Linked DNA regions of Homo sapiens: all the other regions are linked to region 1. Evidence: chromatin contacts called from ENCODE Hi-C or POLR2A ChIA-PET data. All regions are on one chromosome and are shown on one strand. Each heading gives the region's core, a stretch centred on a gene start or an enhancer-like site at or near the end of the contact. The rest is flanking DNA. Distances are from core to core; before and after follow the strand shown.

Region 1 (2,807 bases), core at 212-2,711:
GTGCAGTGTCCAATGACTTTATATTTATTTAAAGAGGAGAGCTGCTTGGTAACCAGGAGGCTGAAGCCTTCCTAAGCTGCAGAGCTCCCCGTCTGCCTGACTGCACAGGAATGATCTGGGTGTTACTCCCAGTGGCTGCGGCCCAGCTGTCACCGGAATGGGGATAGGGAAAGGGCTTCCTAATCCAGGGCTTCTGGCTACAGAGTTTAGAGCCAGGACCTTAAACTGCTAGGACTTTAAGTATCAGAAATTCTGAGAATCTTATTTTTCTCTTTCTGCACCCCAGCAGCCACCCGCATCAAAATGCCTCCCTTTCCTATTTGAAGGCAATACACATACGGTTGCAAAGGGAAGGTTCTGACTGCTGAGATGTAAATCCTAGCTCTTCCAATTGGTAGCTGCCTGACCTGGGCCAAGAGACTTAGCCTACATGAGCATTATGTAAGAGTGCCCATTTGTAAAATGGGAAAACATCTCATAAAATTATTGCAAAGATTAAGAAATGAAAAGGTAACACGAAATACTTAGCATAGTGCCTAGTACACAAGGCAAGTTCGATTAATTGTGCCAGAAAGAACCTTAATGTCTTGTTTATGAAATAGGATGAATGTAGCCTATTCCACTGGCGACCTGTGAGAAAGCTTTTGTTGCAGGAATGTAAGAAATTATTATTTTGCCGCTGCCGTTTCCTCCCCCATAATCTCCAAGAACATAAGAAATTAACTCTCCAAATCCCAGAATGACAGCTTTATGCCCCAAATTAGTCGACTTAATTTTTTTTCTGATTCGGATTTGGCCTTTTCCTCTCACCACCTCCTCAAACCCGGGGCCCCAAATCATCCGCGTCTTCTTGACCCCAGCCCCCACCGAATTAGGCTGACTTGGGACCCCAGCGCCAGCCTCCTCCTCGGGAAAGTGAGCAGGAAGAGACGCACTCGGGTGATCTCACCCTTTGGGACTGGGCGTTTTTCCGGCCGGGGCGCGCAGCATCCCCAGCCAGACTGCAGCGATACCCCCGCCCCGCCCTTCTCCGCAGTCCTGGAAGAGCTCCCAGGGCGGAGTGGTGCGATGCAGACGACTGTCCGCAGGGCGGGCGGTGGCGGGGCGCAAGCTGCGGGGAGGGAGGTGAGGCGGGAGCGTCTCTACCGCCAGGGCGTAGGCAGTGACCTCACTGCACCATCACCCCTCACCCCTTGCGCGCGCCCCATTTCCCCATCCTCCCGCGGCCCGCCCCTCGCTCACCTCTTCCCCCGCATTGTCGCTTCGGCTCCTTCCGGGATCGCTCGGCCCTTTCCGCCGGGCGGTCGGGCGGCGAGCCGGCGGGAGCACCGCCCCCTTTGCTCCGCCGGCGCGCTCCCCCACCCCTCGCGCAGCGCCGGGGCGCTTCCCCCGGCGCTCGCGCCCGCCCGCCGCGGGAGCGCGCGTAGCCGCTTATAAAAGAGGCGGGGCGCGCGCGTCGCCGCCACTACCCGCTGCGGAGTGAACGGTGTGGAGCGGAGGCCGCGGAGGCTCCTCGGTCCTTCAGCACCCCTCGGCCCGACGCACCCACGCCCCTCACCCCCCGAGAGCCGGTGAGAGGGGCAGCCGGGGAGCTCCGGGAGGGAGCGGGGCCCCGGGCAGCCGACCCCCGGGTGGGAGCTGGGCAGCTCTTCAGGCGGGGCGGGGCCGGCGCGCGGACAGGTGAGCCGGGCGGGCCGCGGGGCTGCCTCCATTCGGCTGAGTGGGGGAAGCCGCTGCCGCTGCTTTTGTGGCGCGTGGGCTGCGGAGGAGCAGCCGGGCCGAGGCTCGGCGCCGCCGCTGGAATGTCACTGACGGGGGGAGGGGGCGCGAGGCCGCCGGGTCCCTCCCAACCACCCCCAAGCCTGGCTGCGGCGCGGCCCTGCCCTGCCCCATCCGGCTGCGGCAGGTGGGTGGGGGCTCCCTCGTCGGGATCTTCGCCAGCCGCCTCCCTGCAGAACGCTCCCCGCACCGCCCCCGGTCCCTTCCCTCGGCCGGGAGCGACTTCTGCAGCTCGTTCTTCCGAATCGCACCAGCAATGCCGGCCAGCCGTAGAGGGAGGAAGAGCCCGGGGAGCCCGAGCATAGCGTAAACGGCTCTCTGACCTTAATTTCATCCTGCATGGCGAATCTCTGCCGTCTCTCTGAACGCAGAAGGGTCTGAGACTGGCCGTCTCCTTTTCTTTCCTTGTAATAAACATTTTTCTTTCTTCCTAGTTGTGATTTGCTTGTAAATAATAGGTAAATGCAGTGCTTGCATGGTATGTGGCTCAAATCAAATAACTTAATAGCTTAGCGTTCTTGTTTGTGTGTGTGTTTCCTGGGACTGGGTCTTTCGAGTCGAGATACAGTGTCAAAAATTCTACCATACCACTGTTGAATGATAGAACAGTCTTTTGTTTGAAAGCTGTCCCTGAGAATTTGATTAGACGCTTCCCCTAGAACATCGCTTTCAAAAGTCTCTGATGTACTAGAGTAAAATATATTTTAAATAAGCGCCTTGTTAAAAGTTGAATATGTTTTAAATGAAAAGCCTAAATAGCTCAGAAAGCTGGGTTGAGATGATGCTTGAACTGTTCCAACATCTAATCAGATCTCTTTTATATAATAGATCCTAAAATATTTAAGCCCTTTGTTCTGTCTTCATCATGTTATTTTAGAAAAACTTACCATCATGGCTGTTCGGGAAGAACAGGAGAGAGGCCATATGAAGTATTTTCATAATGTGTTGAGAAATTGCGTCGTCATAGCAATTGGCCTTAAGTAAAACAGAATGTATCAAAGATGGAAGGGTGGGGGTGTCTTGGAGCC
Region 2 (2,807 bases), core at 206-2,705, 500 kb after region 1:
TTTATTTATTTATTTATTTATTTATTTTTTTTTTTGGAGACGGAGTCTCACTCTGTTGCCAGGCTGGAGTGCAGTGGCGCGATCTCGGCTCAGTGCAACCTCCGCTTCCTGGGTTCAAGAGATTCTCCTGCCTCAGCCTCCCAAGTAGCTGGGATTACAGGTGTGCACCACCACGCCCAGCTAATTTTTGTATTTTTAGTAGAGACGGGGTTTCACCATGTTGGCCAGAATGATCTCCATCTCTTGACCTCATGATCCGCCCGCCTTGGCCTCCCAAAGTGCTGGGATTACAGGCGTGAGCCACCGTGCCTGGCTTATTTATTTATTTATTTATTATTTTATTATTTTTTTTTAAGACGGAGTCTTGCTCTGCCGCCCAGGCTGGAGGTGCAGTGGCGTGATCTCGGCTCACTGCAAGCTCTGCCTCCCAGGTTTACGCCATTCTCTTGCCTCAGCCTCCCCAGTAGCTGGGACTACAGGTGCCTGCCACCATGCCCGGCTAATTTTTTGTATTTTTTAGTAGAGACGGGGTTTCACCATGTTAGCCAGGATGTAATTAATTAATTAATTAATTAATTAATTAGAGACGGAGTCTCACTCTGTTGCCCAGGCTGGTGTCCAGTGGTGCGATCTCGACTCACTGCAAGCTCTGCCTCCTGGGTTCACGCCACTCTCCTGCCTCAGCCTCTGGAGTAGCTGGGACTACAGGTGCCTACCACCACGCCCAGCTAATTTTTTTGTATTTTTAGCAGAGACAGGGTTTCACTGTGTTAGCCAGGATGGGCTTGATCTCCTGACCTCGTGATCCGCCCGCCTCGGCCTCCCAAAGTGCTGGGATTATAGGCGTGAGCCACCGCGCCCAGCCTGTAATTTATTTATTTTTAAGGTGTGGCCTCACTCTGTTTTCCAGGCTGGAGTGCAGTGGCGTGATCTTGGCTCACTGCAGCCTCCACCTCCTGGGTTCAAGCGATTCTGTCTCAGCCTCCTGAGAAGCCAGAGTCAGAGGTGCCTGCCAGCACGCCCGGCTAATTTTTGTATTTTTAGTAGAGATGGGGTTTTACCATGTTGGCCAGGGTGGTCTCGAACTCCTAACTTCAAGTGATCCACCCGCCTCGGCCTCCCAAAGTGCTGGGATTACAGGCTTGAGCCACCACACCCAGCCTACAGTGAATATTTATTATTGCAATATCAGGAAAGGAAAATGAAGTTAAAAGGCTAAAATTTAAATTTTTGTGGCCAGGCACGGTGCCTCACACCTGTAATCCCAGCACTTTGGGAGGCCGAGGCAGGAGGACCAGTTGAGCCCAGGAATTTGAGGGGATGGGGCCACTTTTGGCAGCGGAGGTAGAAGGAGGAGGGAGGATTTCTCTGCCTATTCCTCCCTCACCCTTGCCTTCATTCCTCTACCCGTGTGTCCCATTGGCCGAGAGCCAGCTGGCAGGGGGACCTGGGAAACAGGTTGCAGAACAAGGGGAGGGCTGTGTCTGGCACAGCTGGTAACAAGTTGAAGGTGTCCATGCTCTCTGTCCCTGCTGGGGCGTGAGCTCAGGATGTGAAGGTCAGGGAAATACCTGAGGTTTGAAGTGACTCAAACCCTTGAGTGCCTGCAGTTGCAGCTGCGTCAGGTCCTGTCTGCGAGTCGGCAGGGAACGGGCACCTGTAGGAGTGTGTTGGTGAGGGGGACTCAAGGGAGGTAGCTTTATTTCCCAAATTGTATTTCTTGCTAAAAACTATATCTGAAAATGATAGAATTTGCATTGTTTTCCTTGTTGTGAAAGCAATTACATATTCCTTATCAAATAATGAAAAGTACAGAAATAGGAAAGAGAAGGGGGTGTAAAATAGTCTGATCCCAGACTCTGATCAGACAGCCCATGGTTGTGTGGTGTGGCACCCTCGGCCTCCTGGAGCACTGGCGCTCTGTGGGGGCGCCAGCACCAGCTGTTCAGGCCTGGTCCATAGTAGGTGCTCAGTTAATGATCTGTGGCATATCTACATGCCAGGACGCCTACAACCTTACAATCCTACAAGGGGTGCCTGCAGCCCTTCATCCAGGCATCACCACTTTCTATTCCTTCAGGCATTTTTTTCTGTCTATTGCTATAATTTTTTTTTTTTTTGAGACGGAGTTTCGCTTTTGTTGCCCAGGCTGGAGTGCAGTGGCGCAATCTTGGCTCACTGCAACTTCTGTCTCCCAGGTTCAAGCGATTCTCCTGCCTCAGCCTCCCGAGTAGTTTGGATTACAGGCATGTGTCACCACGCCCGGCTAATTTTTTTTGTATTTTTAGTAGAGATGGAGTTTCACCATGTTGGCCAGGCTGGTTTCTATCTCCTGACCTCAGGTGATCCGCCCGCCTCGGCCTCGCAACGTGCTGAGATTACAGGCATGAGCCACTGCGCCTGGCCTATTGCTATAATTTTTAAACAGTTTTATTGAAATATAGGCTGGGCACAGTGGCTTACACTTGTAATTCCAATACTTTGGAAAGCTGAGGTGGGAGGATTGTTTGAGCCAGTGAGGGAGAAGTTCAAGACCAACCTGGGCAACATAGTGAGACTCTGTCTCAAAAAAATTTTTTCTTGAGACGGGGTCTTACTCTGCTGCCCAGGCTGGAGTGCAGTGGCGTGACCAATTAGCTGGGTGTCATGGCATGTTCCTGTGGTCCCAGCTACTCGGGAGGCTGAGGTGGGAGGATCACCTGAGCCCAGGAGTTCAAGGCTGCAGTGAGCTATGATTGTGCCACTGCACTCCAGCTTGGGCAACCCTGTCTCTACAAAAAGAAAAAGAAAAGATATAATTCACATAG
Region 3 (2,807 bases), core at 94-2,593, 390 kb before region 1:
ACTTCTGCCTCCCAGTTCAAGTGATTCTCCTGCCTCAGCCTCCTGAGTAGCTGGGACTACAGGCGTGTACCACCACACCTGGCTAATTAAACATTTTATTTTTAATTAATTAATTAATTTTTTTTTTTTTAAAGACAGGGTCTCACTCTGTTGCCCAGGCTGTAGTGCAGTGGTGCAGTCATAGCTCACTATAGCCTCGAACTCCTGGGCCCAAGTGATCCTCCTGCCTTAGCCTCCCAAACAGCTGCAACTAAGGTGCATGCCACCAGGTCTGGCTAATTTTTTTTGTGCTTTCTGTAGAGACGGGGGTGGGGGGGGCTGAGTGGGCGGGGGTGGGAGTAGGGTGTCTCACTATGTTTCCCAGGCTGGTCTCCAACTCCTAGGCTCAAGCAATCCTCCCACCTCGGCCTCCCGTAGCGCTGGGATTACAGGTGGGAGCCACCCCGCCTAGCTAATGTTCCTGTTTCTCTTGTCCAGAGCTGGAGTCCAGCCTGATTCCCACCCACAGGTTGTAACCAATGAGCCCTAAGAGAAGCGCTGAAGACCAGGAAGGCCCAGATCCAGGGGTAGGGGTGTTGGGTCCTCTCCACTGGGGTGCAGGCAGAGAGGCAAAGAGGAAGGAGACCCTTCGTGACTCTCAGCGAGGCTGTGAAGAAGAATATCCGGAAGCCACAAGAGGTATATCCGGAAGCCACAAGAGGTGTGGAAACCCCGTTTCCAAGGCTGGGCCCAGTAGCTCGTGCCTGTAATCCCAGCATTTTGGTAGGCTGAGGCGGGTGGATGGCTCGAGCTCAGGAGTTCGAGAGCAGCCTGGGTAACATGGCGAAACCCCTCCCCCCCCCCCCCCCCCGTCTCCAAAAAATACAATAGCCAGCGTGGTGCAGCCGTCTGTAGTCCCAGCTACTCTGGAGGCTCAGGTGGGAGGATCGCTTCAGGCTGGGAGGCAGAGATCACCCCACTGCATTCCAGCCTGGAAGACAGGGCCAGGCCCTATCTCAAAAAATAACAAGGAAACCCCGTTTTCGATTTCGCCAACGCGGAGGGGCCGAAGCAGCAGATGGGCTTGGACGGTCTCCCGCCGCTCCTCCCGGACCTCCCTACTCCTGGGCTTTTCCAGGGGCAGCCCCGTGGTGGCCCCGCCCAGCGCCCGGGAGAGGGGCGAGGCCGGGGGCGGAATGGGCGGAGTTCGACTGTGAGGGAGGTGGAGGCGGGAGTCCGGTGGTGGGGGTGGAGTCTGGAGGTAGGGCGGGGCCAGAACAGCGGCGGGGGCGGAGTTCCGGCTGGGGGCGGGGCGGGGCGGAGCGGGAGCTGCGGGATTCCGGCTTCAGGGGCGGGGCACCGGCCTCTGGGCGGAGATCTGCTGCCGCGTTCTACCCTTCCGGCCCGTGTTCTATCCGCCGCCTCCACCTTCCATCCGGCGCCGGCTTTCGGCGCGACGGTCGCCGCGTTCCATCGTCGCGCGGCCCTTCGGGCGCCCGAGCCCGCAATGTCGGGCCCCAACGGAGACCTGGGGATGCCGGTGGAGGCGGGAGCGGAAGGCGAGGAGGACGGCTTCGGGGAAGCAGGTGACCCGAGGGGGCTGCTGGAGCAACCTTGCATTTTCAGGGCTGCCCTCCCGGGAAGGGGAATCGAGATGGGGTCTCGGAAGGGAACAAAGAGCCCACCCATTCCGCCCCGAGCGGGTCCGGAGTTGTAGGTGCTGTCTCGGATGCAGGGCGAGCACCCGCGAGCCGGTTCCCAGCCCCGTGAGAGCTGCAGGTCACCAGTCCCGTTTTACAGATGGGGAAACTAAGGCAGCTTCGGGGACACTCGCCCTTGTGGGCCTTGCTCCACCACTTCCTTCAGTCCTGGGGGAGACCGAGGCACCTGAGGGAGGCAGGGTTGAGCTTAGCGGAGGGGCCGGGCCGGGACGTGGAGTTGGGGACGCGGGGGCGTCGCTCTGCCGATTCAGCATCCCCAGCCACCCGGCTTTGCTGGTGTAGCCTCACAGCCTTGCCAAATGTCAGCAGCTTACAGAGCAGCCTTTTGCGTGCTTACGAGTGCAGGGGTGGGGTGTGAAGAGAACCATCGGCTCCCTTCTCACCTTCTTCAGCCTCAGTTTCCCCCTCTATAAAATAGGAATAACGATTAGTGTCTGCTGCACTGGGATGTGTCAGAATTAAATGCAAAAAAAAGGAAAATCCTTAGCAGGTTCTAGCATGCAAGAGTTCAGTAAATGGTTATCGTCATTATTATCTTTGGTATAGTAAAGATTGGCATGTTAACATACACTGAGGATTTAGTAAATGTGGTGTAAGTATGGTGCATGCTCTTTGTTTTGTTTGGCGTAACAGCTTTATTGAGCTATACAACTTACCCATACTGTACAGTTCAGTAGGCTTTTGTGTATTCCCAGGGTTGTACATCCATCACAATAGTTTCAGGTAGCTCTGCATTGGGCAATGCTGTTGGGAGCATCAGGAAGAGCTTCCCAGGAGGTCACATTAAGTGGATGTTGGCAGACAGGACTTAGAACAGTGGGGAGGAGGGTGGTGTCCCAGGCAGAAGCAAAGGCTTGGAACTGGGAAGTACCCTTGACACAGATAAAGCCTGGCCTGGAGGGGTGTGGGGCACCTGCCTCCCCAATTCCTCCTCCTAGCCTGTATCCCAGGACACAGAGTTCGAAATATTGATAATAATGACCATCCACTAAGTACTTGCTGTGGCCAGATCCTGTCTGAGCTTTTTTTTTTTTTTTGAGTCGGAGTCTTGCTCTGTTGCCCAGGCTGGAGTACAGTGGCGTGATCTTGGCTCACTGCAACCTCCGC
Region 4 (2,807 bases), core at 214-2,713, 350 kb after region 1:
GGAATTATTCGAACCTGGGAGGCGGAGATTGCAGTGAGCCCAGATCGTGCCACTGCACCCCAGCCTGGCAATAGTGTGAGACTGCCTCAAAAAAAAAATTTTTTTTTACCCTAGTGTGGTGCTACATGCCTACAGTCCAGCTACTCTGGAGGCCAAAGCAGGAGGATTGCTTGAGGCCAGGAGTTTGAGACCAGCCTGGACAACATAGCAAGACCCCGTCCCATTTAATTAAAATAATTCCATGGCCTCCTCCCAGCAGCCCTGCGTGGTATCATGCCCACCATGTATGTGAAGAAACTGAGGCTGCAAGCAGTGAAGAGCTTGTCCAAGGTCCCACAGAGAGGCTACCAGAGTCCAGGCCCACACCTTGGTACTGGCTTCCCCTCTTCATCCTCGGCAAGAGCCGTGTGGGAGGGAGCCTGCCCCTGTAGGGGGCAGGCAGGTGGCTCTGACCACCCGGCTGGCTCCTGTTGGGGTGGGGCTCCTTTCCCCACACCCTTGGGAACTCAACCCTGGATTTGGTGCCTGCACCCTCTTTCCTGATCTCCCCCGAAGCCCCATCAGAGAGGGGCAGTGACTTTTCCAGAATCACACAGCAGAGGACAAGGAAACGGGTGCAGCTGGGGGTGACCCCTCCAGACAGGTTACCCTTACCAGGGGTAGGCCCAGGCACCAGCCGGGCCAGGCCTGTGAGAGACTCCAGTCCAGGCCCTTCTCAGCTCTGCAGCCAGCCCCAGGCTCTGCCATTGGAACCCCAGGGCCCTCCTCCACTCCCCAGACACACTCAAACTGGAGAGAGGAACCTGAAGCAGAAGTCCCACCTTGATCATTTTTTTTTACCCCCGCTGGACCTAGCCAAGGGCTGAACAGAGTCCGGATGTTCCCAGACCAAGCACGGAGTTGGGGCGGGTGGTCAGAATCAGACCTGATTGGGACGGTGTTTCCTGCCTTGGGCAGGTGGTTTTGCCTCTGTGAGCCTCAGTTTCCCTCACCTGTGTGACTGAGCTGGGAACACTTCCTGCCTCAGAAGGAGGAGTCTGGGTGGTACAGACAAGCCCCAGGTCGGCGGGGCTGGGGCGGCTCCTCGCAGAGGAAGCAGGTGTTTCTGTGAGCGAACACACCCCACTCCCTGAACACGAGGGAGGTGTTGCAGTATCATTGTCACCACATCCTGCCCGCTCAAACAGCCGCGCCCGCCCTGGCTGTCTCATTCCAGACTTGGGGGCAGGCAGGCTGCTGCATGCACCGGGCTCCTCTCCTCCCTCTTCTGTTCCCCAGTCTTTAGGTCCTGGCCCTGGATGGGGACTCCAGGTGTCCACATGTCTCAGTGGAGGCAGCTGTGTGATTCAGAAGCTCTCCCAGTGCCACTTTCTTTCCCAGCAGTGTAGGTGGTGCGTGGACCCACCTGGTCATTAGAGGGCCCGGGCCTTCCTGTGGGGCGGGTGCTTGCCCTGGCCCGTGAGTCCTGGCATCACTAGGAGGACTGACTTCTGGCCTGGAGCTGCCAGCCCAGGGCGGGCGGTGGTGTCTGCTGGCCCCTTTGTGACCTGAGCGCTGGTAATGCTGAGGGGCGGGGAAGCTGCACTCCCAGTCCTGTTTCTCTTGGCACCGCCTGGGTGAGACCTTGGGCAGGCGGAGGGCAAGTCCCACATGGTGGCGAGGACCTGAGCCCGGTGGTAGAGGGACAGGCCTGCTGGGTTTGTTCTTACTCTACTCTGCCCCTTAATAGCAGGGGGATGTTGGCAGGTGATGTCACCTTCCTGAGCCTTAGCACCCCCATCTCTGGGATGGGGCTATAGAGGCCTGGCCTCTTGGGCATCAAGGATGACCCTAGGAGGGCCTGCAGGGGAGGCCTGCCTGGTGCCTGGCACACTTCCAGGCCCTCAGCACTGGCTGTGGCCATCATCACCCTTGCTGAGTGCCCCATTCCACCTGCCTCACATGGGGTCCTGCTCTGCCTTCCTCCTGTCCTCCCCATCCAGCATAGCCTAGAAAGATTGGGGCTGGGGAGTGTTTGGCATTTGCAGAGAGGTGCTGTTCTTTTTTTTTTTTTTTTTTGAGTCGGCACCTCGCTCTGTCACCCAGGCTGGAGTGCAGTGGCGTGATCTCGGCTCACTGCAAGCTCCACTTCCCGGGTTCACGCCATTCTCCTGCCTCAGCCTTCCAAGCAGCTGGGACTACAGGCGCCTGCCACTATGCCCGGCTAATTTTTTTGTATTTTTAGTAGAGACGGAGTTTCACCTTGTTAGCCAGGATGGTCTCGATCTCCTGACCTCGTGATCCGCCCGCCTTGGCCTCCCAAAGTGCTGGGATTACAGGCGTGAGCCTCTGTGCCTGGCCCGAGAAGTGCTGTTCTTAAAGAGTTCCTACCTAGGCCGGGCACGGTGGCTCACGCCTGTAATCCCAGAACTTTGGGAGGCCAAGGCAGGTGGATTGGTTGAGGCCAGGAATTCAAGACCAGCCCGGCCAACATGGCAAAACACCGTCTCTACTAAAAATACAAAAATTAGCTGGATGTGGTGGCGGGCGTCTGTAATCCCAGCCACTTGGGAGATTGAAACATGAGAATCACTTAAACCCAGGAGGCAGAGGTTGCAGTGAGTCAGGATCATGCCACTGCACCCCAGCCTGGGTGACAGAGTGAGACTGTCTCAAAAAGGGAAAAAAAAAAAGTTTGTTACTATTCTGGTTATTAACATTATCAGTAATCAAAGAAAGGTGGCCCATCATCTGGGCACCCCTGTTCCTCTCCTAAGAGAGACAGACACATTTGACACAGGCATTTAAAACTTGGTTTAGATAAAAAT
Region 5 (2,807 bases), core at 231-2,730, 260 kb before region 1:
GCCCCCATGCCTGGCTAATTTTTATATTTTTAGTAGAAACAGGGTTTCACTATGTTGGCCAGGCTGGTCTCAAACTCCTGACCTCAAGTGATCCATCCATCTCAGTCTCCCAAACTGCTGGGATTATAGGCATGAGCCACCACGCCTGGCCGGCCACCTGGTTTTATGGTGAAGGAGGAGGAGGAGAGGGAAGTGGCCAGGCTCTGAGTGGGTGGGAGCCCCTTGAGAGGTGAGCCCTTCCTTGAGGTTTTCTCACCTTACACCATGTTCTCTATGTGGAGAGCTGGCTGGTCTTGCCTCTTCCTACACAAAAAAACTGTCAGGGCCAGGTGCTGGGGAGCCCCAGTCTCTGGGTCCCTGCCACACAGTGCTCACCTGCCAGCGGGAGGTCAGAGACTCAAGCAGCCACGACAATACAGATAAAATGCTGCCACAGGGTTATGGAAGCATGTTGGAGCTGCATCCAACCAATATGGGACACTGGGAAACTTCCCAGGGGAAGAGACATCCATGTCTGTCCAGTAGGAGGCAGCCAGGTAAGAATGTGGGAGAGGGCTGCCTGCCTGTAATCCCAGCACTTTGGGAGGCTGAGGCGGGCGGATCACCTGAGGTCAGGAGTTCGAGACCAGCCTGGGCAACATGGCAAAACCCCGTCTCTACTAAAAATACAAAAATTAGCCGGGCATGGTGGCACACATCTGTAATCCCAGCTTCTCAGGAGGCTGAGGCAAGAGAATCACTTGAACCTGGGTGGCAGAGGTTGCGGTGAGCCAAGATGGCACCACTGCACTCCAGCCTAAGCAACAGAGTGAGCCTCTGTCTCAAAAAAAAAAAAAAAAAAGGCCGGGCGCGGTGGCTCACGCCTGTAATCCCAGCACTTTGGGAGGCCGAGGCGGGTGGATCATGAGGTCAGGAGATCGAGACCATCCTGGCTAACAAGGTGAAACCCCGTCTCTACTAAAAATACAAAAAATTAGCCGTGCGCAGTGGCGGGCGCCTGTAGCCCCAGCTACTCGGGAGGCTGACGCAGGAGAACGGCGTGAACCCGGGAAGCGGAGCTTGCAGTGAGCCGAGATTGCGCCACTGCAGTCCGCAGTCCGGCCTGGGCGACAGAGCAAGACTCCGTCTCAAAAAAAAAAAAAAAAAAAAAAAAAAATGTGGGAGAGTATTCCAGAGGCAGAAAACTTAGTTGGCCCAGGACACAAAGGGATTTGGTCTCGTTGAAAGGTGATCAGGGATGGTGATTTGCAGGTTGTGTCCACTTGGATTCTTGGTGCATGATGAAAGTCTCCCCCAAACACAATCGTAACCCAGCTCTGCATTTTGGTTCAATCTTGAGGCACCCAGGGAGGACACTTGGAAGGAAAGCATCCACCTTGGTCTGTTTCTCTTGTGTGAGCTCAGCTCTCCCAGGTGTCATAGTGGGCACGGCCTCGAGGGGGCAGTGTCCACTCAGAGATGTGCCCAACTGCCCTGGGAAGCAAGCCCTGGGAGGGCCTTGTTGGAAAGGTTCCAGCCTGCCAGGCCAGATTCACGAAGGCTGAATCCTCAGAACACATAGAAGAGGGGGTTCTCTGGCAGCACCCCTCTCAGGAGTTTGAAGCAACCAGGGGCAGTAAGGAGCAAGCAGCTGCGAGATGTGGATTCCTCAGGCCGTGCCCCCATGTGCTGGAAAACAGGTGGCAGAGGTTACTCTGCCTGGTGTGTACACATACATGGTTTGTTTGATCATATCCGGTATAAACCCTACTCGAAAATATTTGTCATCCGGCACCTACGGAGTTCAAAATACTAACACAGTACAGCCTGCACTGTTGTCCCTGGGGACTGAAAGGGGTCATTTTTGGGTGGCCTGACAGAAATGTGTCACAGAGCAGTGTCGCCAAATAGTGCCCCACTCTAGTTTTGCTCAGAAGGGGCCACATCAGCTGGGCAGGGTGTGGTGGCTCATGCCTATAATCCTAGCATTTTGGGAGGCCAAAGCAGGACAATCAATTGAGCCCAGGAGTTTGAGACCACCTTGGCAACATAGTGAGACCTATCCTCCACAAAAAATTTTAAAAACAGCCAAACATGGGCCGGGCACGGTGGCTCACGCCTGTAATCCCAGCACTTTGGGAGGCCGAGGTGGGCGGATCATGAGGTCAGGAGATCGACACCATCCTGGCTAACACGGTGAAACCCCGTCTCTATTAAAAGTACAAAAAATTAGCCGGGCGTGGTGGCGGGCGCCTGTAGTCCCAGCTACTCGGCAGGCTGAGGCAGGAGAATGGCGTGAACCCGGGAGGCGGGGCTTGCAGTGAGCCGAATTGCGCCACTGCACTCCAGCCTGTGCGACAGTGCAAGACTCCGTCTCAAAAAAAAGAAAAAAAAAAACAAAGCCAAGCATGGTGGTACCCAGCTACTCAGGAGGTTGAAGTGGGAGGATCGATCCAGCTCAGGAGGTCAAGGCTACCATGAACCATGATCACACATTGCACTCTAGCATGGGTGATAGAGTGAGGCCCTGTCTTGAAAAAAAGGAGGGGCCGCTTGGGGAGAGAGGGAAGGGAGGAAGCCCAGGCCAAGGGCCCAGTGCCTCTGTGGTTGGGGCTAAGGGATGTTGGGGCCCCCAACCCTGATTCTTCGGAGGAATTGGGAGGAAAGCTCCAGGTTCCACGTCATGTGGATGGGCCTGAGAATGAGGTGAAAGGTAACAATCACACACCCAAACCAGTTATGAGCCAAAGGTTTCACCAGATAAGGGATTGATGGCCACAATCACCAGCACATATGCAATTCTGTGGGTCAGACAGGGAGCTGAGTCA

What was found. Hi-C counts contacts between places; a loop is a spot of excess contacts on that map. ChIA-PET counts read pairs that join two places held with the same protein, here RNA polymerase II (POLR2A). Pooled maps may share reads with other maps.
Region 2: a map of PC-9 shows a loop between it and region 1 (4-fold over the local background). The contact joins the enhancer-like site here to the promoter of SPTAN1 in region 1. A Hi-C loop is called at or near these places in 1 of 168 maps with a recorded cell type or tissue (PC-9). POLR2A ChIA-PET finds 5 or more read pairs at or near these places in 3 of 52 experiments (A549, HCT116 and activated CD4-positive, alpha-beta memory T cell).
Region 3: a loop to region 1 is called in a map of naive thymus-derived CD4-positive, alpha-beta T cell, with 24 times the contacts of the local background. The contact joins the promoter of BBLN here to the promoter of SPTAN1 in region 1. A Hi-C loop is called at or near these places in 1 of 168 maps with a recorded cell type or tissue (naive thymus-derived CD4-positive, alpha-beta T cell), 1 of 37 single-sample maps with no recorded cell type and 13 of 50 pooled maps. POLR2A ChIA-PET finds 5 or more read pairs at or near these places in 1 of 52 experiments (HEK293).
Region 4: a map of naive thymus-derived CD4-positive, alpha-beta T cell shows a loop between it and region 1 (4-fold over the local background). The contact joins the enhancer-like site here to the promoter of SPTAN1 in region 1. A Hi-C loop is called at or near these places in 1 of 168 maps with a recorded cell type or tissue (naive thymus-derived CD4-positive, alpha-beta T cell) and 9 of 50 pooled maps. POLR2A ChIA-PET finds 5 or more read pairs at or near these places in 4 of 52 experiments (MCF 10A, PC-9, activated CD8-positive, alpha-beta memory T cell and 1 more).
Region 5: a map of PC-9 shows a loop between it and region 1 (4-fold over the local background). The contact joins the enhancer-like site here to the promoter of SPTAN1 in region 1. A Hi-C loop is called at or near these places in 5 of 168 maps with a recorded cell type or tissue (Calu3, HCT116, IMR-90 and 2 more) and 5 of 50 pooled maps. POLR2A ChIA-PET finds 5 or more read pairs at or near these places in 7 of 52 experiments (CD8-positive, alpha-beta T cell, Caco-2, GM10248 and 4 more).

The regions. Positions count from the first base shown.
Region 1 is chr9:128,551,126-128,553,932 of GRCh38, forward strand. It overlaps SPTAN1 (spectrin alpha, non-erythrocytic 1), which reads left to right and starts at 1,462. Exons shown (of 57, transcript NM_001130438.3): 1 at 1,462-1,571. LOC101929270 (a long non-coding RNA gene) reads right to left here and starts at 1,288. Exons shown (of 4, transcript NR_188457.1): 1 at 1,243-1,288. RefSeq lists a silencer at 1,106-1,875.
Region 2 is chr9:129,051,261-129,054,067 of GRCh38, forward strand. All of the region lies in intron 6 of MIGA2 (mitoguardin 2), which reads left to right. Among named protein-coding and RNA genes, the nearest start is that of MIGA2, 16 kb to the left of the region's middle. Within about 2 kb of position 1,456, at least 14 of the 41 ENCODE cell types and tissues checked have a DNase peak (open chromatin) inside an H3K27ac peak, as active enhancers do; they include HCT116, where a contact is called at or near this core.
Region 3 is chr9:128,158,922-128,161,728 of GRCh38, forward strand. BBLN (bublin coiled coil protein) reads left to right here and starts at 1,344. Exons shown (of 2, transcript NM_024112.4): 1 at 1,344-1,565. The coding sequence starts at 1,487. RefSeq lists enhancers at 245-1,198, 1,199-2,152 and silencers at 1,084-1,293, 1,504-1,593.
Region 4 is chr9:128,901,373-128,904,179 of GRCh38, forward strand. The region is part of intron 2 of LRRC8A (leucine rich repeat containing 8 VRAC subunit A); the gene reads left to right. Among named protein-coding and RNA genes, the nearest start is that of PHYHD1, 18 kb to the right of the region's middle. RefSeq lists a silencer at 2,369-2,541. Within about 2 kb of position 1,464, at least 22 of the 41 ENCODE cell types and tissues checked have a DNase peak (open chromatin) inside an H3K27ac peak, as active enhancers do; they include PC-9, where a contact is called at or near this core.
Region 5 is chr9:128,294,076-128,296,882 of GRCh38, forward strand. No RefSeq gene overlaps it. Among named protein-coding and RNA genes, the nearest start is that of SWI5, 19 kb to the left of the region's middle. Within about 2 kb of position 1,481, at least 15 of the 41 ENCODE cell types and tissues checked have a DNase peak (open chromatin) inside an H3K27ac peak, as active enhancers do; they include HCT116, PC-9 and endothelial cell of umbilical vein, where a contact is called at or near this core.